Linked DNA regions of Homo sapiens: region 1 is linked to region 2. The links are chromatin loops, found by intact Hi-C in ENCODE. Cell type or tissue: Panc1. All regions are shown on one strand. Links, peaks and the distances in the headings refer to the core of each region. The heading gives the core; the rest is flanking DNA. Region 1 overlaps PCCA (propionyl-CoA carboxylase subunit alpha). Region 2 overlaps NALCN-AS1 (NALCN antisense RNA 1).

Region 1 (10,374 bases), core at 1,772-6,771, 500 kb before region 2:
AATAATTCAATGGTAAAAAGAATAATCTCTTCAACAAATGGTGTCGAAACACCTGGGTTCACATGTAAAGGAATGAAGTAGAAACCCTACCTCATATTGATTAGTATACAAAAATTAATCCAAAATGGATTGAAGACCTAAATATAAGAGGCAAAACATCTTTAAAAATAGATGAATTGTTCAACATCAAGATTAAAATGTTTGCTTCAAAGGACACTAACAGGAAATTGAAGACAAACCAGAGAATGGGAAAAAATATTTGCAAATGAAATTTTCAGTAAAGCACTTGTGTTTAAAATACATAAAGAACACTTACAACTTAACAATAAAAAACAGCCCACTCTAAAAATAGGCAAAAGATCTGAATAGACGTTTCTCCAAAGAATATATGCAATTGCCGGTAAGCACATATAGAGATGTTCTGCATCATAAGGCATGGAGGGATCCAGATGCAAATCAAAACCACAGTGAGATTGTCCTTTGTACCCACTACATAGCTCTACTTTAAAAAGTCAGGTAATAACAAGTGTTGGTAGGCCAGGTGCGGTGGCTCACGCCTGTAATCCCAGCACTTTGGGAGGCTGAGGCAGGTGGATCACGAGGTCAGGAGATGGAGACTGTCTTGGCTAACACAGTGAAACCCCGTCTCTACTAAAAATACAAAAACAAAATTAGCTGGGGCATGGTGATGGGCGCCTGTAGTCCCAGCTCCTTGGGAGGCTGAGGCAGGAGAATGGCATGAACCCGGGAGGTGGAGCTTGCAGTGAGCCGAGATCGCCACACTGCACTCCAGCCTGGGCGATAGAGCGAGACTCCGTCTCAAAAAAAAAAAAAAAAAAGTGTTGGCAAAGAGGTGGAGAAATTGAAACCTTCAAATGCTATTGGTGGGAACGTAAAAGGGTGCAGCTGCTTTGGAAAACAGGATGGCATTTCCTCAAATGGTTAAATATCTGGGTTATTCAGAACCTTGGCTCTGTTGTATCAGGAGTATTTAATCTTGAATATTTATATAAGTATTTATGTATTTCTTTATTACTATGGTGAATATATCTTACCTTTCAAATAATATTGAAGCAAGTTATTTCCCTGACCCCTTTGCGGGACCGCTTTGCCACGGGGTGCCTCCTTTAATCAGCCTATAGCTCTCAACTCCTTGTGGGAGGGAGCACACGAGCGAAGGAGGCGGGAACTGTAGTGCAGGAGCACTGGAACTGACCAGCCGTTTTGGCGCCAGTGGGATCAAACTCCACTCATTTGCACCTGTTGCCTTCCACACCTCGTAGGAGGGAGTGCACAGGTGAGTGGGTGCAGGAACCAGAGCAAGTGCTTTTGGGCGCCAGCAGGAGCGAACTCTGTGCAGGCCCCATGGCAGCATCCAGGAGGGGTGCCTGTGACTCCCAAAGCCCCAGAGGGCATGTTACAGTGCTCTTTTAGCTCTGCTCTCCACAGGCGGCTTAAGTGTTAACAGCTCAGTTGGCCTGCTGCTGCCCTCCACCAGCGAGGGCAAAGGGCCAGCGTAACAACCTTTTGTATCCACACACATGGCTCCTGAACTCTTGTCTGGTGTCCAGGAAAAATGAGGTCACACGAACTAATTGAAGGATGGTAAATGCAGGAATGATTTTATTGCCGATGAAAGTGGCTCTCAGTGGGAAGAGAGGGGAGCTGAAAAGGGGACAGAGGAGGGGTAGGTGATCTTCCCCTGAAGTCCGGCTGGATTTTCTCCGGTTACTCCATCAAGCTGTCCCTCTGAAGTCAAGTCCCTTCTCTCCAACATTCAGCTGCTTCTCCTCTCTGCTGATTGAGTCTGGGGTCTTTATAGGCACAGGATGAGGTGGGGTGGGGCCATGGGTAGTTTAGGAAAAGGCAACATTTGAGCTGGAAAACAGGGAGAGAAGTTCTCACTTTGGGCCACGGTCTCAGGCTTTTCAGCTTGAGGGTGGAACTTCACCAGGGACCCACACCTGTCTGCCTAGAATTTCTCTGCCTCCTGTCTCTATCATTGTATCAATATCAAACAATAGTTGTTGGCCTACATGTCAGTAATTTAAAGATGAATTAAATGGTTATATATGATAACATTTATCAGAGACCTTTAGAAACATTCATATTCTTTGGTCTACTATTTTTACTTCTAGAACATATTCCAAGCAAGCAATGAAAAATCGCTAATTCAACATATAATATTTTGTCAGGGAAAAAATAAATTAAAGGCAGTTGGGCTTGGAGATATCCATGTAAACAATCTGTACTTATAAGGGAAGGCAGAGTTGGAAGTAATTAAAATAATGTAATAAATGCATTAATAGAGGTGTCATCAACCAGTTAAATCTATGAGAAAGAAAGAAAGGCACTCAACTGCTTGGGGGAAGGGAAGGATCTGGGGGAAGATGAAAGAAGTTCCTCTTGGGGGAGATGACTGATGAGTCACAGCTTAGAACATATTTTTTAGTATATATAAGCCAGAACTTGCCTCAAAATTATTGTATAAATAAATGAGGAAAAACATTAGAATGTGGTAGCATGGGGGAGAGCACCTCAGTCCCCCAAGTAGCTGAGACTACAGGGGCATGCTACCATGTCTGGCTAATTTTTATATTTTTTGTAGTGACAGGGTTTTCGCCATGTTGCCTAGGCTGGTCTTGAACTCCTGGGTTCAAGCCATCTGCCCACCTTGGCCTCTCAAAGTGCTGGGATTACAGGCATGAGCCACCGTGCCCAGCCTGTGATTTCAAGTTTTATCCAAGCAATATTTTTTGAGAGCAATATAAGATTTGAGACTGGGTGCGTGGCTCACGCCTGTAATCCCAGCACATTGAGAGGCTAAGGCGGGAGGATCACTTGAGCCCAGGAGGTCTAGACCAGCCCTGGCAACAAAAAAAATTTTATATGATTAGCCGGTCATGGTGATACACGCCTGTAGCCTCAGCTACTCAGGAGGCCCAAGGGGGAAGATGCTTTGAGCCTGGGAGATTGAGGCTGCAGTGAGCCATGATTGCACCACTGCACTCTAGCCTGGGTGAGAGTGAAATCCTGGACCCCGTGTCGAAAAAAAAAAATAAAGATTTGAGATAGGTAAGCTTTTGTGTACAAGAGAGTTTGTGCTACATTTTGTTTTCTTTATAATGTTTGTTTTGGTTGATGCAAAATTGTTTCATCTTAGATGCTTGAGGTGGAAGGAGGGAATTGTTTTGTAGTATTCATATAATTGAAATTACCACCCTATATTTTTCTCCTCAAAGAAAGAATATGGTGATGAACTAAGAATAGAAAATAATAACTACATATGGATGCATAATAAGAAATAATTATATACGCATTGTTTGACGTTTTCCTTCTCTGCTATAACTCACCCTTTTTCCTTTGTTCTACCACCATATGTTTTGTTCTGGATTTCTTGACTAAGAAAACATTCCACCATAGTTTATTTTAATATTTAAAGAGCACTTTGAAAGTTTGATTTTTTTTTTTTTTTTTGAGACAGAGCTCACTCTGTTGCCCAGGCAGGAGTGCAGAGGCACAATCTTGGCTCACTGCAACTTCCACCTCCCAAGTTCAAGTTATTCTCATGGCTCAGCTTCCCGAGTAGCTGGGATTACAGGCACGTGCCACCACGCCTGGTTAATTTTTGTAGTTTAAGTAGAGACGGGGTTTCACCCTGTTGGCCAGGCTGATCTCGAACTCCTCACCTCAGGTGATCTGCCCGCTTCAGCCTCCCAAAGTTTTGGGATTACAGGCGTGAACCACTGTGCCTGGCCAAAAATTCAATTTTAAGTAAATCTGTTTAAATGTTTTTGTGTAACGTTTTCATAAAAATGAAAAATTCGATGAACTTAGAATATGCCAAGAATCTTCTGCACAAAATAATAACTTTGTGTTCTCAAATAGTAATATAAAGAATCTGTAATGTATCTTCATTAAGAATTTATACATGCATTTTACATCATAATCTCTTTTATTCTATGAATAGAGCATAATACTAAATTATGAAGTTACTGGAATTTTTATAGGAACATGATAAGAATCATGTGGTTCTTTTAAAGAGTTAATTTTGGAACATCTTTTGTTCAAAAAATAGAACATTATTATATGTATTCTTTTGCCTCTATTGTCAGTTTTTAGGATAGGCTTTTAATCTTGAACATGAAAAGGACATCAGTAAACAAGGTGAGTTAACTATTACATTTATGCCTATTATAGGCTTTTAGTTTAAAAATTACCTATGGCTTAAATACAGAGAAGGCAGACAGAAAAAGAACCTTTTTTTCCCTGAGCATTTTAAAGAGAATACTACAGTACCATTAGGGGTTTATAATAAAGGACTATAATTCTATTTAGAAAACTGACTTACAGTACATGACAAATGATAGAAAATTGAGGTAAGTTTTTTGAAGTCATATTTTATATTTATTTTTTATTTTTCATTAATTTGTCTTTTGCCAGAATTAAATGTTATGATCATTAAACTACTTCTCTTCTTAGGTAATTTTTTCACTTAGTCTTTCTACCCCTCTACCTTTAAAAAGTATACTGAACAAAGCAGCAAAAGATATTCTCTTTGAGGAAAATACCTTATTTTCTGTGAATAGTTTTTTAAAATTAAAACATAATGCATAAACATAGAAATTCTTTTACATTGGCAAGAACTTTTTCCTTGATAAAATTATTTTTCCATTTGAAAAATTATTAGGATAATAAGTCAAGATAATGCTTAAAAATGTAAAAATTTTCTGCAAAGAATGTAAAACTGTCGTAAGTGAAGCCAACAGGTAAGCCAAAAAACCAGAGAGAAAATTTGCAGTTCATTTTAGTCACAAAATAAGGGATGCCCTTCATATATGCAGAACTCTTACAAATCAATATGAAAATGAACAAAAGCCCTGGTAAAAAAATATTCAGAGACAGTTTACAGCAAAGGACATGTGGCTCCTGCACATATGATAAAAAGTGCTAAAAGCCACACACACATTCAAGTGAAAATCATGATGAGATACGATTTTCCATGCACATTTTGGCAAAAATGAAAAATGTGTTAATTCCGTTTTGTTTTGATTTTATTTATTTATTTTTTTTGAGACCAGGTCTTGCTCTGTTGCCCAGGCCGGAGTGCAGTGGCATGATCACGGCTGACTGCAACGTCGGCCTCCTAGGCTCCAGTGATCCTCCCACCTCAGGCTCCTGAATAGCTGAATAGTCAGCATGCCCAGCTCCTTTTTGTATTTTTTATAGAGACAGGGTTTCACCATGTTGCCCAGGCTGGTCTCGAACTCCTGGGCTGAAACAATCCACCTGCCTTGGCCTTCCAAAGTGCTGCAATTATAGGCATGAGCCACTGCACCTGGCCTCTTCCTAAGATTGTAGAAACGTAAGCTCTCAAACGCTGGTGGGAGTATAAATGGATATAACAACCTCCATGGAGAGCAATTTGACAAAATGAATTTATACTGTGTGTTATGTCCACCTGTAGGAGATGTGCAAGAATAGTCATGTTAGTATTATTTCTTAGAGCAGAAGACTGGAAAGAACTAGCAAAAGGTAGTGAAAAGGTAGCTCACTCCAAAAGTTTTGCTTAGGGTTCCAGAGTTCATAGTAATTTCATTTGTCCTAAAACATCACAGGACTATTTTAAAGAATACTATGTTTCTCCCTGCTATTGGTTTAAGGAAGAATGTCTAAAAGTAACTTACTGTACCAGTGTAACATGGTATCAAACTGCCTGTCAGACTGGAATAGTTAAATAAATATGATACATTCATAACATTGAAATACTGTGCAGCCTTTAAAAAGTTGAGAGTGTCTTCTATGTGCTGCTTTCTTTTTTTTTAAGACGGAATCTCGCTCTGTAGCCCAGGTTGGGGTGCTGGGGTGCAGTGGCGCGATCTCAGCTCACTGCAAGCTCTGCCTCCCAGGTTCACACCATTCTCCTGCCTCAGCCTCCTGAGTAGCTGGGACTACAGATGCCTGCCACCATGCCTGGCTAATTTTTTGTATTTTTAGTACAGACGTGGTTTCACTGTGTTAGCCAGGATGGTCTCCATCTCCTGACGTCGTGATCCACCCGCCTCGGCTTCCCAAGGTGCTGGGATTACAGGCGTGAGCCACCGCGCCCAGCCCTGTGTGCTGCTTTATCAAGTGACAGAGGCAAACGACATTCATTGGCATAAAAAAGAATGTGTGTGTTTGTGCTTGTGATATCCACAGAATATCTTTGGAAGGAGCCACAAGAAACTGGGACCCATGGTTGCCTGTGAGTTGGGGAGCTGGAGGGCTGACTCCATAACAAGTGAGAAGGATACATCTCTTAGATCATATCTTTTTAGTATTTTTTGAATTTTGAACCCTACATGTGTATTACCTATTTTTTTTAAAAAACATTTCAAAATTGTGCAGTGGAAGGGTCTGTAAGATGGAGCAGTGTTGAAATAATGGAGCCTTAATTACCTTTCAAGAAACTTCTGCAGTGACTTGGCCATCCGGGGAAGCAATCAGAAAAGCAGCTGGCTCATTAAATGGAGAGTGCTGGTCCCACAGGTGTAAGTACACAAAACGCAATCACTGAAATTCTTTGGCTAGCACTTCCAACTCGGAGACAGTTGCTGGAGATCACTTAATAGGCTCTGGTTACAGGTTGATCTAATCTGAATTAAGAAATTGGAAAAAGCAAAGAAAGAGCAGTAACATAGGTCAGAGTAAGGAAGCTGAGTCCGAACAGTTCCTCCACAGCCTCCTGTTTCCCCTTCTGTAGGTGTATGAACTACCCAGAGAGATTACTGTGAATGTAGAATAGTTGGAGAGATGTGTTTCCCAATAGCAAAAGGCAGTGTAAAGGTAGTTCACTCCAAAAGTTTTGCTTAGGGTTCCAGAGCTCATAGTAATTTCACTCGTCCTAAGACATCACAAGGCTATTTTAGAGAACAGTATGTTTTTCCTTACTCTTGGTTCAAGCAAGAACATCCAAAAGTAACCTGATGTACCAATGTGACTCCTTATCCCAAGCTAAAGAATATCCTTTCAAGGCAAATTCATCCAAATCAGCTTGACATCTGATGGGAGGGGGTTGGATAAACAAGGTTGTAGAGAAATCAAGTCTGAAGAGTAACCTTGCACAGCTTGATCTGTTTACTTTTTAAATGCAGGTTTGTTCAGTGGGTATCGCACTCTACTTTTGAAACATAGGACTAAATTTTCACAAAAATGTGAAGATCCTGCCCGTGTACTCTGGAAAATTGCTTGTCTAATTGGGTGCACAGCTGCACCTGTACCCTCTTGAATGACTCAGTCATGGTGTGCTCAAGGGCCAAGTAACTTGTTATGGTGCTAAGTGAAGAACAAAAATATATAAAATTCAGTTACTTTGGCAATGAAAAACACTGAATGGTATTGGTTGTTATATTACAGTTGGCAAATACTGTAATTAAGACTTCAAGTGATTTTTAGTATTAGCCCTGGATTCACTTTCTGAAGAATTTTATTTAGAATAAAACTTTCAGCGTTGATACCAGATAGTCACCTTTAGTTCAGTTCAGTTTCATAAATCTTTATAAAATATTTATAGTAGTCAAGGAGCCTATTACGGGTGCTAGTCAGGTTTCTGCAACAACAAAAAGTAAATTAAAGTTGGCTGGGTACAGTGGCTCACGCCTATAAGCCCAACAGTTTAAGAGGCTGAGGCAGGAGGATCGCTTGAGCCTGGGAGTTGGAGACCAGCCTGGGCAACATAGTGAGACCCTGTCTCTACAAAAAAAAATTAGCCAGGCATGGTGGCACATGTCTGTGGTCCCAGCTACTCAGGGGGCTAAGGTGGGAGGATCAAGTGAGCCTGGGAGGTCAAGGCTGCAGTGAGCTGTGATCGTGCCACTGCACTTTAGCCTGGGCAACAGAGTGAGACCCCATCTCAAAACAAACAAACAAAAAATGTAAAACTCACAAATTTAAAAAAGTTTTAAGACCAGGCGCAATGGCTCACGCCTGTAATCCCAGCACTTTGGGAGGCCGAGGTGGGCAGATCACCTGAGATCAGGAGTTGGAGACCAATCTGGCCAACATGGTGAAACCCAGTCTCTACTAAAGATGCAAAAATTAGCCAGGTGTGGTGGTGGTCACCTGTAGTCCCAGCTACTTGGGAGGCTGAGGCGGAGAATCGTTTGAACCTGGGAGGTAGAAGTTGCAGTGAGCCAAGATTGCAACATTGGACTCCAGCCTGGGTGACAAGAGTGAAACTCCGTCTTAAAAAATAAAAATAATTAAAAAGTTTTAAAATTCACTTTGGTATGATATTTTGACCCCTCAAAGTTGTTTATAAATAGAATGAACAGTGGAGCCATCTGTTAAAATGCCTTGGCTGAGTGACTCAGCTAGTAGATGAATTTTGACATATTTATAGCACCATGCATTGATCATTTTAGTTGTAATATAACAGCTGTTTATTGAGTACCTTTTATGACATAGGTCCTGGAGAACCAGTGGTAATCAAAAGAGATGATACATCTGACTTCTCACAGTGTCATCTGTTGAGGGGGACAAGGATGAAAGCTGTGTCAGTGAAGGAGGAAAATTGAGTGGTAACAGGGAGGGCAGGTGCTGTGGTGAGCATGTATGTAGCGGAGGCCCCGAACTGAACACGGAGGTGGTTAGGGGAGGCTTAGGAAGGAAATACTGGCCAGGCTGAGACCTACACAGGAGGTTTGGGGGAGGGTAGGGGAAGGAGTCAGAGTTTGAAGGCCTACATAAAAAGTAGATACAGCTATAAAGAACGAGATCATGTCCTTTTTAGGGACATGGATGGAGCTGGAAGTCATTATCCTTAGGAAACTAATGCAGGAACAGAAAACCAAATGCCGCATGTTCACATTTATAAGTGGGAGCTAAATAACAAGAACACATGGACACAAGGGAACAACACACTGGCGCCTACCAAAGGGTGGAGGGAGAAGATCAGGAAAAATAATGGATACTAGGCTTAATACCTAGGTGATGAAATAATCTGTACAAGAAACCCTCATGACACAAGTGTACCTATGTAACAAACCTGCACATGTATCCCTGAATGTAAAATAGAAGTTAAAGAAAAGAAAAACACACACACACCAAAAAAAAGCAGAAAGAGAACTAAGAAAGTTAATTGTGTCTGAAGCAAGAGAGAAGTTGTGTATGACTGCAGCACAGAAAGCTTGAAGTGTGGGACCTGGTGGCAGGCAGGGAGGGGGAAACGAGTGGTGAGATGGGAGGGGCAGGCCCCAGGGGAAGCAGCTGGGACCCGGCCATGTGAAAGTGCCAGCCCTGAACCTGGTCTGGATGTGTGTGGAGTGCAGTGGAGAGCCACAGAAGGCTTGCCTGCAGGGAGTCGGACAGAGTTGCCTGTTTGGGAGATCACTCTGCCTTCATGATGGAGAATAGGTTTGGAGAGGCAAGACTGGAGGAAGAGGGCCTGCTAGAAGCAGTCATGCAGGTGGGCGCTGTGAGCCTCAGCTGCAAGTATTTTGGAGAAAAAATGGATCAACATGGAAGAGATTTAAGATGTAGAATTAACCGTGCATTTATTGAGCAGTAATAATATTAGCTAATATATATTGCATATTTAATATGTGTCAAGCACTGTTCTAAGTGATCCACATGCAATATGTTATTTAACAACAATTGTAGTCAACATGTACAATCTACTTTCATTTCTATTCCAATCCTATAAAGCATAAGTACTATTATTAGTCCTATTTTTAAGTATAAGGAAATTGAAGCATAGAGAGGTTACGTCTAGAGAAATAGGAAGACAATTTTAGACATAATTTTGAAGGGATCTGTGAGATACACAAGTGGAGATGTTTCCTGGGTCATTGCATGTGAGGTTCTGTGGCCCAGGAGAGAGTTTGGGGGAGATTCGGTCTCCAGTAGTATAAATGGCAGTTGAACACGGGTTGAATTGAGGAGAAAGTAGAAAAGGGAAGAGGACCAAGAAAGATGAAACCTTGAGGTATGCTAAAGATTTAAAGGATGGGCAGAGGAAGAAGAATCAGCAAAGGATACTGAAGAGGAGCATTGAAAGAGACTGTGTCAGAAAACCCAAGAAGTTGTGTTGTTTCAGAATTTAAAGGAAGAGGCTGTTTTAAGAAGATGAGGTCATTGATGCCAGTGAATGTAAGAAGTCATGTTAAAACAAAAAAAACAACTAAGGCTGAGATTTATCCATTGGATTTAGTGAAAATAATTGAGAACAATTTCAGTGTTGTAATGGGGCCAGAAATGAAATTGTGGTGAGTTCAGACATTGAGATATGCGGACAAGTGGAGTGAATGACTCTTCTAAAGGCATGGTCGTTAAGAGTGGGCCATGGTGTTGAGGGGATTGACTTTTTAAAGGTTTAATAAATTCTTAAGTGCT
Region 2 (10,374 bases), core at 2,298-7,297:
AGAATAGAAGTAATAGAGGTAATAGCCAAGTAATCAGAGGAGAAAAATGGAATAAAGAAAACTTTGTAACAAGAAACAGGGAAAAAAATAAAAAGGGTGCACAATAAACAGAAAACCAAAACAGAATTGCAAAAAGGAAAAACATGTCAGGAATCACAATCTATGCGAATAACACGGCTTTCTCAGATTGAATAAAAAATCCAGTTATGAGCTGTTTACAGGAGGCAAATATAAAACCAAATGATGCAGAAAGGTTGAAAATAAAAAGAAAGAAAAATACAAACCAGGCAAACATTAATAAAAAGAAAACAGAAGTAATAATGCTAAAATGACAAAATGTAACTCAAGGGTAAAAGCATTAAGAAGGAAAAAGAAAAGATGTTTTATATTAATCAAAAACACACCATGAAGATAAAAGAATCATAAAGCAATTTACAGTGCCCATCATAGTTTTGACATATAAATAAAGCAAACAATTGAAAATCTACATTCATAGTGAGAGATTTTAATACTCTTAGAAACCGACAGATCAAGTAGACAGAAAATGAAGATACAGAGTATTTGAAAACCATAACAGGTTTTTTGGGGGCATTGAGTGAAAATTGTGCTCCAAATATATATCTAGAGGATCACGAGGATTTAAGAAACAAGAAGACATATGTGGAGAAAATAAAAATTATCACACATTGTATAGATACTGTCTGAACAGAAAGAGTCAATTAAGAATCCCAATCCATTTTCTGATCTTTTGAAACATCTGGTCCTAACATTGCGTAGAGCAGCGGTTCTTGCAGTGAAAGCCCTGGATCAGTTGCGTCAGTGCCGCATGGCAATTTGTTAGAAATGCAGACTGATGGGCCCTAGCCCCAGCCCTACTGAGTCAGCAGCTCTGGGGATGGGCCCAGCTTTAACTAGCCCTCTGGGGGCTCTCACGCCAGCTCAAGAGTGAGAGCTACTGGCACAGATCAAAACTCAGAAGCCCACCTGCCTTCCTGGGTTTGAATGTCCTTGAAGCAATAGAGAAATGAATGTGCACACACTGTTCATATGTCGATTTCACAATATCCCTGAGAGTCTGCTTCATGGTAAAGGCCTGGGACTCGTCTTAGATCATCCTGACACTTTCCTGGGAAATTATGGCCTGAGTCTTTATAATTAACTTTTCTTTAAGAGAAAAGAGGTAAAATAATCAGTGGCCCTCATGCTGAAAATATTAAAAGTGTAAAAAAATTGAAATAGATGGATTAAAATAAATCAGTTATGATTTCTTATGCCTGAATTATATGCCTGGATTATGGACAAAATTTTCCCCTGTATCCATCTCTGGGTTTCCATTGGTTGCATCTACACTTTCAGCATCTCTAGGAGGTCTTCGGATGAGCCTTCCCCCAGGGAGGACACTGAGGACCAGGCATAACTGGGTAGAGAGGGAAATTAATGCCCTTTTCTTGAGACTCTTCTCCATGCCTGAGTGCCAGCCTTTCTCTGCTTCCCTTCAGGGACATGCTGCCCAGTTGAAATGCCTAAAACTGCTTCCTGGGAGCATTTGCAGTAGTAAGTGAAACACCTTTGGAGAGCATTTGTTTAAAAAAACAGAACAGCGTCATACATGCAAATTAAAATTTGTGTGTATCCGTACAACTATTCAAAGATGCATATCCAACACATCACAGTGGAAATCTGTGGAGAGGAGAGAGTTAGGGATGAGGGTTGTGGGGAAAAACAAAAGAAAACAGGAGTAGGTCCTTGTACAAAATGATTATTGTAATATGTTCTAAATCCAGAGGTATGATGTGATGGTTAATACTGAGTGTCAGCTTGATTGGATTGAAGGGTGCAATATTGATCCTGGGTGTGTCTGTGAGGGTGTTGCCAAAGGAGATTAACATTTGAGTCAGTGGACTGGGAGAGGCAGACCCATCCTTAATCTGGTGGGCACCATCTAATCAGCCACCAGTGAATATAAAGCAGGCGGAAAAGCGTGGAGAGACGAGATGGACCTAGCCTCCCAGCCTACATCTTTCTCCCGTGCTGGATGCTTCCTGCCCTCGAACACTGGACTCCAGGTTCTTCAGTTTTGGGACTCAGACTTGCTCTCCTTGCTCCTCAGCTAGCAGACAGCCTATTGTAGGACGTTGTGATCGTGTAAATTAATACCTAATAAACTCCCCTTTATATATATGTGTATATATATATCCTATTAGTTCTGTCCCCCTAAGAGAACCCTGACTAATACATAAGATTAATTCAAATCTCTGTTCCTGAGGTACTAAAGGCAAAAAAAAAAAAAAAAAAAAAAAAAGGTGGAGTTGAGCTATTCCTAATCTAAAAACTGATGCAATGTGGGAGAGGTAGTTTCTTTTAGAAATAACTTGTACTAGCTAGCTTTCAAATGGAACATAATAAATTTGTAAACTCATTACAAGTTGACTTAAGCTATAGGCCTGGTGTGATTTCAGGCTTGAAAACAAAGAAATAGTTCAGGGTTGCAATAGGGGGCCATGACTCTGAATCTTAGCTGAGCCTCTTACTAGCTGTATTACCGCATACTTGGTACTTAATCACTATCAAATTCAGTTTTCTCATCTAAAAAAGGGATAATTCTATCCACTTTACAGATTTGTGCAATAGTTGAATGTGATACCATACACGAAGGTATGTTAGGTACAGAATAGGTGCTATATAAAAGCTTTGGTGGAGAGAAGTAAGACAGGATGGGAGCCGTACCATCTCAACTGGTTTTTCAGAAGGTAATAGTATTGATTACAAGGAAAAGTTTGGATAGGAATGGTGAAGTCTTTGTGAACTGATTAATTCTATTGGAACCTCATTAGCCCTACAACTCTTCCGAATGATTCTTGATGTCGTGCACCATGCTTTTTGCGGAATTCAGTTATACAGATATGTGAGAAATAAGCCATCTCCCTCTCTCTTCTCTTCCTTCCCTCTATTCCTTCTTCTCTGTCATAGTGAACATGCTTTTCTACTGCGTAGGGCTTGACATATGTGTTATTATGGCTGTCAAAAGGAAGCCAGACCCAGAAGCTGCTGCCACACTGTGGTGTAACTGTGAGTGTGTCCCTTCAGTGCTCATAACAATGGAAGAGTTTATTCTTGATAATCTCTTAGGTCCTATGTCACTCTAATATTTTAGAACTCTGCATTTAAAGAATAATACCCTCTATCAATTCCAAGTCTAAGGAGGAGTCTTTGATCATGGTGAATTAATGTGTTACTTAGCTTTGCTATCCAAAGTGTGGTCTGTAGACCAGCAGATCACCATCATTTGGGAGCTGATTAGAAGCACAGAATTTTAGACTTTACCCAGGTCTCCTGAATAAGAATTTTCACAGGATCCCGAGGTGATGGATGTCTCATTAAAGTTTGAGAAACACTGCTTGAAAAACCACAACTCTTCTTTGTTCATATAAAATTCGCTGCCTTCAGCTTCAAAGTGTGTCTCCAGAAGCCACATAAAATTTCATCAAATTCTTGTGAGGAGGCTCACATTTTGACCATTTTTATAAAGAAAAACCGAGTTGGAGAATAAAAAGGGCTTGCTGAGGACTGGGGAGAACTGTCGCATAGAGAATGTGACCACAATCGTGCTCAGGCAGCCGTTGCCATAGGTAATGTTGGGATTCCCATTGCAGCCACATCTGCCTTTTGATACCTGAGCTAATTAAACATTAGAATATAGTGTGTTGTTTGCACAAAATGACGCCCTTTGAAAGTTGTCGAAGTTTCTTTGACATGAGAGTGGCTGATTTGTACAGTGGCATCTTAAAGACTTGATTAATGTTGTTCTATTTATTTTGACCACCCCGATCTTTAATTATAAAATTATACAGTTTAAAACGTGGCTGTCGGCCCCCGTCTGTGCCAAGTTTAACTGAACACATTTCTGTCTGGTCTCTTGTCACACTGTGGGCTTCAAAATCAATAAGCAAACTGCCTTGTTCTCAGACTCTCCATCCTCTCTTCTGCAGTCAACAGTCATAACTTTTTGAGGACACATGTTTATTGCTGCTGCTGGGGGCAGCTGCTCTTGTACCCACTTTCAAATGGGCTGTGGAAGAGACAAAGCTCATCTGGCTGCTGGTGAGTAGATGAATGTGAGCCGCTTCTCTTAGGCCATTGGTTTTTTTTTTTTTTTTCTTCCACTAGTTTTCTTGGAATGTGAATTCTCCCGCTATACAGAGGGAATTGCAGGTAGGCAATAAATAGTGTGTCTACCTAAACCACCAAGAAATGCATGGGGAAAATGAAAGCTTATGAAAATCCGATAACAAGTTAGAAATGCTATGGTGTGATTTTTCTCTTAAAGTTCTTCCTTTTATTCTTCATATCCTGCTTAGTTTTGCATCATTCGGCAACCTTTCTAGTGCTTGATTTTAAAAAGAAAGTGTCTCTGTCCCATCTTGTGTCCATATTTGACTCCTATGCTCTAAGGAAACCAGAACAAGCTTCAGGATAGAAGTGTGGCCATATCATGGGAAGTAGTAATTGGACAAAGTCCCTTTCAAATACCGCTGAAAGCAGGTGGTAGTTTTAAATGATACATTCCCTAGACACAGTTTTGCTTGATGTCTTTCTCTCTTACCTGTTTTTTTCCTTCCTTATCATTTTTGGATGTATTTAAAATGATTGTATTTTGGATTTCAGTTTTATAAGATGTTTAAAAAAATAATTGGAGGCCAGCCCCATAATTTTTATTGTATAGATAGTTTTGGCTTTCCATTCTTAACTCTTCCAAATAAAATTTCCACCATGCTTTTTAACACCTCATCTCTGGTGAAAATTAAAATGTTGTTTAAAATCACGCCATGGAAATTTTGTGCAAAATATGAAACTTTCACACTCCTTGATGCTATTATAAATCATTCGTATTGAATAAGTGTCAAAAATGACTAGGATTTAGGAGCTTAGGGAATGAAATGTTTTTTTCCCATTCTTTTCCGAAGAATTGTAACGTAGTCTGAAGATCTTGAGAGTTAGGTTTTGCTGTTCTGTGATGATGGAAATGTTCTTTGTGCTGTCTGAAATGGTGGCTGCTGGACACATGTGGTCACTGGACACTTGGAATGTAGTTAGTGCCACCGAGGAACTGAATTTTAAATTGTATTTAGTTTTACTGCATTTAAATTTAAATAGCCACATGTGGCTGCAGCTGCTTCTAAACTGCGACAGCAGAGTTGTATAGTTACAACAGAGACTAGTCTGCAAAGCTTAAAATATTTATCATCTAGGCCTTTCCAGAAAAAGCTTGTCAACCCTGGTCTAGATCAATGTTCAATGGAGTAGGACCCATGGAGAATAGGCAAAAGTAGTCAGGCCAATCTAGAGATACTTCATATTGGGCACATATGGAAAATGTTCATCTTGAAAATTATGTTAAGAGATTGGTAATTTTTTAGCTAGTTTTTTTTTTTTTTTTTTTTAAGACGAAGTCTCACTCTGTTGCCCAGGCTGGAGTGCAGTGGCGCAATCTCGGCTCACTGCAACCTCTGCCCTCCGAGTTCAAGCGATTCTCCTGCCTCAGCCTCCCGAGTAGCTGGGATTACAGGCGCCTGCCACTGCACCTGGCTAATTTTTGTATTTTTAGTAGAGACAGCGTTTCACCATCTTGGCCAGGCTGGTCTTGAACTCCTGACCTTGTGATCCACCTGCCTCGGCCTCCCAAAGTACTGGGATTACAGGCGTGAGCTACTATGACTGGCCTTAGCCAGTATTTTTTTCTGTAAAATGTGGTTAATGATTATGGTAAAATTTCAGGAAAAACAAGTGAAAAGTAAAAGTAAATTTCCACACATCTATATACTATATGCATACATATGTGTGTTTTTGTATTTGTTATAGAACAAATTATATTATTCCATATGTGATGTCCTACATATTCCATGTTGCTCCCATTTAACACTTTATTTGAATATTTTAAATAACTCAAACGTTAATCCATCCAAGGTAAAATCTCATTTCAATGATCATTTCCTTCTTTTAGAAGAGCAGTCTTACTTGCTGAGTAATTTTTGTAGCATTTGTGCTACAAACGTAGAAACAGGAGTTTCAAACGTTTAGCTATGCTTGAAATCTCAAGCGAAGGTTTAATTTAAATTTGGAGTACACATATCCACATATTTACATATGTATATAAACATGTATGTATTTATATGTGTACTCCAAATATATGTATACGTATAGTATACACACATAGTATATGTGTGTATATGTATCTATGTATACTCCAAATTTCAAAGATGCAATTGTAATGATATGTATTATTAGAGTTAAACTGAGAGAACATTTAAACTTACTATTTACTCTTCTATCTGAGAACAAGCAAAGTGAGAAACTTGACATGTGGGACAAGAGATTTTATTTGAATCCTCAAAACAATAAATGCAGGTTTATTTTCTAAATACTGGGATCTGGGCATGCTGTATAAGAAAGACATTGATTCAACCAAATTCTTTGGGCACTGATACGGTGAGGGCTAACAGGGCTAATATAAATGGAAGATATGGTAGTGTCTTGGTTTATGGTCTCTCCGGGCATACAAATCATATGAGGATAAAAAGGTAAAATGCAAGACAATACATAATTAGGAATCACCTGAGTAATATAGTAAATATCAGGGAATATCTCTTGCCAATGCTCAATTTTCACTGTGCTATGGCCCATATATTTCAACTAGACACTTTGGTGTGAAGCGCAAGGACAAGAAATGAGTTGTCAACATCAGTCTGGTTTATGGGAAAGATGAAAGACTTGGTGAATACAGTGGAGGGTAATGTACAAGGGAAAGAAAGCAACACAAAAAGCTGAGTGGTAGGAAAAAAGAGAGGGAGGTTCCAATAATAAAAGGTAAAGAGATAGAGACTGCACTGGTGTGATGGAAGTCCTGCAAAATTTTCAGTTTTCCGCCCATAGTCAAACTTTGCCAAAAATGCATAATATAGATTTAAATTACGTTGGAAGAACAAACCTCTCAGGCTGTATAAATGCAGCCCATGGGGCTAAAGAACCTGATCACGTCCAGAGTAGAGAGATAGGAAAACTTAGGGGAGGCAATTAGCAGCCCATATATACTTAATGAGCTGTTTTAAAGGGTACAGGTGACAATTAGCCTGGTACTTACCCTGTGCCAGAAGGAAGTCATTTCAGTTACTACCAAGGTTGGTCTGTGCAGATTGCTATAAATAATACTTTCCTTTGGCTGGAAATGACTCAGCAATGTCCTTTCTCAACCCCACTGTGTCATTAAGAGGCTGTGAAGGAAACTCATTCCAGATTCCCTTGGGACAAAGTGAGCATGCAGTGAAGGCAGAGAATGCCTTTCCTTGGGGTCAGGAGGGCCCCATGAGCAAGATATGGGCTGGCAATGTGATGACAGTAGTGTCCTGCATTCCTGAATGGGATGACAGCAATGTCCTGTATATCCTGTTTTGGGATAACACAGAGCCATGTTGGGAGACTGAGGCCATGGTCACGTGACCTCAAGCAAGTCATGCAATCTCTCTGCAGATCAGTTTCCCCACCTAGCTCATACTCCGTAAGAGGATATGATCATCAATAATACTTTGAAAAGATAAAAAAGAGAAAAAAAGCCCTATACGTAGTTAAGAAATCACCAATACATGCTTTAGAGCTAGATCCAAAGGTGAAGATCAGAATTAAATATGACCTGGGCTGGGGGAAGAAGGTGTCACTTAAGATATTCATCCCAGATCCAGTTGAATCCTCAGTCTGGAAGCCATGTTGGGATGAGAATCTATTCCATGGATCTATCTTTTGCTTTGACTCACATATTGGTAGAGTCTATAGATATTTCTCTGGGAAAAACTCTACCCTGGGCTAACTTGAAAAGGCATCATCCCATCAGTGTATCTGTATGAAGGTATATGTAGTATTTAGCAATAAGTAGTGGTGTTCCTTGCTTTTGAAACCAGGAAGGGTGAGCCCATAAAGTTAGTTGTGGAAATAAACAGACAACTCAAATAAGAAAAGCAGAGGTGATTTATTCAGAGTTTGATGTAGCAAGAGAGTCAGCCACCATCACTTGCATTTGGCAGAGACTCAAAGGTAGGCAGGGGAGTGGGAGAGCTTTACAGTGGGCAAAAAGGGACAGCTTCAAGTGTGTCCTGATTGAAGGCTGTTGACATAGGGAAGCTGGCTGCAGCCAACTTCCCAGATTACAGCCAACAACCCAGATTACTGGGGTCAACCCCTAGAGTTTCTGCTCCTATAGGTCTGAGGTGGGAAGTGGATACCTGCAGACCGGAAAAGTCTATGTAAGGGGTTGGGGGCATATTTGGCTTTCTTTCTGGTCCTAAGCTGGAAGTGGTGACAAAAATTAGAGAAACTGCCATTCATTAATCAAATCCTCAACATTTTGTTTTTTTTGTTGTTGTTGAAGAAGTGATTGTTTAGCCTGCTGGATTGTTACTAGAGATAGCAGTCTGGCTTCCCGCAAGTCTAGCTTGAGTAGGCTGGCTTCCTTTGTTGTTTATTATAGATAAAGGGTTGGTTTACTGGGCAGGCTGCTGCATTTGCAAGTCAGAGTTCTGTTTTTTAGATGGTCTAGCCATTCTCCATGTTGTATTAGTCTCCCGTAGTTAAGACCAAACATTAATGGAGATCTTCATTTAAATTATTATTTTACTAAGACTTGTGTGACCCTGAGAAAGTCACTTCACCTTTCATCTAAGAATAGGATTGTATTACCTGCCTAGCATAGCTCACAGGGTTGTATGTATATCAAATGAGAAAAATTGTATGCAATATGGTAGCTTGTCTCTAGGATAGGGAATAAATTTTAATGATGACAATGACAGAGACCAGTATGGAATAACAGCTATCCTTCCTTTACCCCTATCTACTCTAAGACATATGAAACCATCTTGTACTTGATTGAAAAAGGTTAATTCATATTTATTTAGCATCTTTGGCACACATTAATATTTGAACCACTTTCTTCATGAAGTGTCCCAGTTACAAAATAAATAAGAGAAAATGCATGCTCTCTCTTAAGTGTTCATATTATTAACCATTTTTGGAATAACGGACCCATTTGAGAATTTGATAAAAGTTATGGATTCTCTCCCAGAAAAATACACATATACATATACACCCAATTTTGCACACTGTTTCAAGGGGTTCATAAATGAGGAATCCATTTATGTAGACTTTTAAAGGCAGAGGTTCTCAACCTGGATTGCATATTAAAAACATCTGGATAGTTTATAAAACTCCTATTAGGTAGGCTGTACTCTTGCGGGGTGAGACCCGGACATTGGTCCTATTGAATGTCTCTCAGGTTTAAACTATTTCTTTAAGGCAGTGGTTCTCAAACTTTAATGAACTCCAGAATCACTGGAGGGCTTGTTAAACCCAGATTACTGGGCTTAACCCCCAGAGTTTCTGCTCCTATAGGTCTGGGGTGGGAAGTGGATACCTGCAGACTGGAAAAGCTCCTTGGTTGATTCTGGTGCTGACCTCTGATTGAGACTCACAGCCCTAGAGGAATGAAATCAGAATCACATCTGAGATGTGGCATTGCATGTACATAGAGGTCAAATTAAAGCGTCCACATGCCATGCTTAGCTCCTCCCATACAAGGCCACATCTGGGTGTGTGCTCTTGGAAGGAATAATAACTGAACCTTTGTTTCTCTAGGGTTCACCAGCCTGGAAGTGTGGTTGCAAAACAGAAGGCACCCCTCAGAGCTCAGGCATTGAAACTGATGGATTTCTAGTCCTATGCTCTCTGCTAAGTTCCATCCCACATGGCCCACTATCTCTCAGGCTGTAGACAGCATGCCCAATCCTGTACTCACAGTTACAGAAGGGCTGTGTTCAATACTCCTGCCCCACCTCACACCCTTTGTGGAAGTTTTTCACTTTAGCTCCTCATGGCATCAATGCCTATTATTGCTGCACTGTTGGCCAAGCAGTGGCCAGGCCAGATTAACCCTTTGGAACAGTGCCCCCTTGTCTTTCACATCCCTGCCTCCTCCTTAGGGGATAGCAGGCTTTCCCTGTCTTTTCTTTTCCTCATCATCCAAGGATATAAAAGGCTTTGAGGGGACTCAGGGTAGGGTTTATCACAGCACATCCCTGGTGAGTTTTGAGGGTTCTTTTTGCTTCAGTCTTTCCCATTTGAGCATCCTGCAATAATTCATTCAAGTGCATTGTACTACAAAGTCACTTCCATCCACCCTGCTCTGTAACCTGATACCCAATCTCCCTGGATTAAGGAGTCAGCCACCATCACTTGCATTTGGCAGAGACTCAAAGGTAGGCAGGGGAGTGGGAGAGCTTTACAGCGGACAAAAAGGGAGTATTAAGGGGAAGGTCAAATAGGTAATTTCTTCGA

The links. Hi-C counts contacts between places; a loop is a spot of excess contacts. Peaks named below come from ENCODE experiments on the same cell type or tissue, not always from the same donor. Only the 100,000 strongest peaks of a DNase experiment are listed, where the experiment ranks them.
Region 1: a loop joins it to region 2, with 8 times the contacts of the local background. A loop is called at or near these places in 1 of 110 quality-filtered maps.

Annotation. Positions count from the first base shown.
Region 1 is chr13:100,380,568-100,390,941 of GRCh38, forward strand. All of the region lies in intron 19 of PCCA (propionyl-CoA carboxylase subunit alpha), which reads left to right. Among named protein-coding and RNA genes, the nearest start is that of PCCA-AS1, 95 kb to the right of the region's middle. In Panc1, for the core only: no CTCF peak of the experiment used is centred there; no DNase peak of the experiment used is centred there; H3K27ac peaks cover 4,032 bases.
Region 2 is chr13:100,880,604-100,890,977 of GRCh38, forward strand. All of the region lies in intron 2 of NALCN-AS1 (NALCN antisense RNA 1), which reads left to right. Among named protein-coding and RNA genes, the nearest start is that of LINC00411, 59 kb to the right of the region's middle. RefSeq lists an enhancer at 692-986. In Panc1, for the core only: no CTCF peak of the experiment used is centred there; no DNase peak of the experiment used is centred there.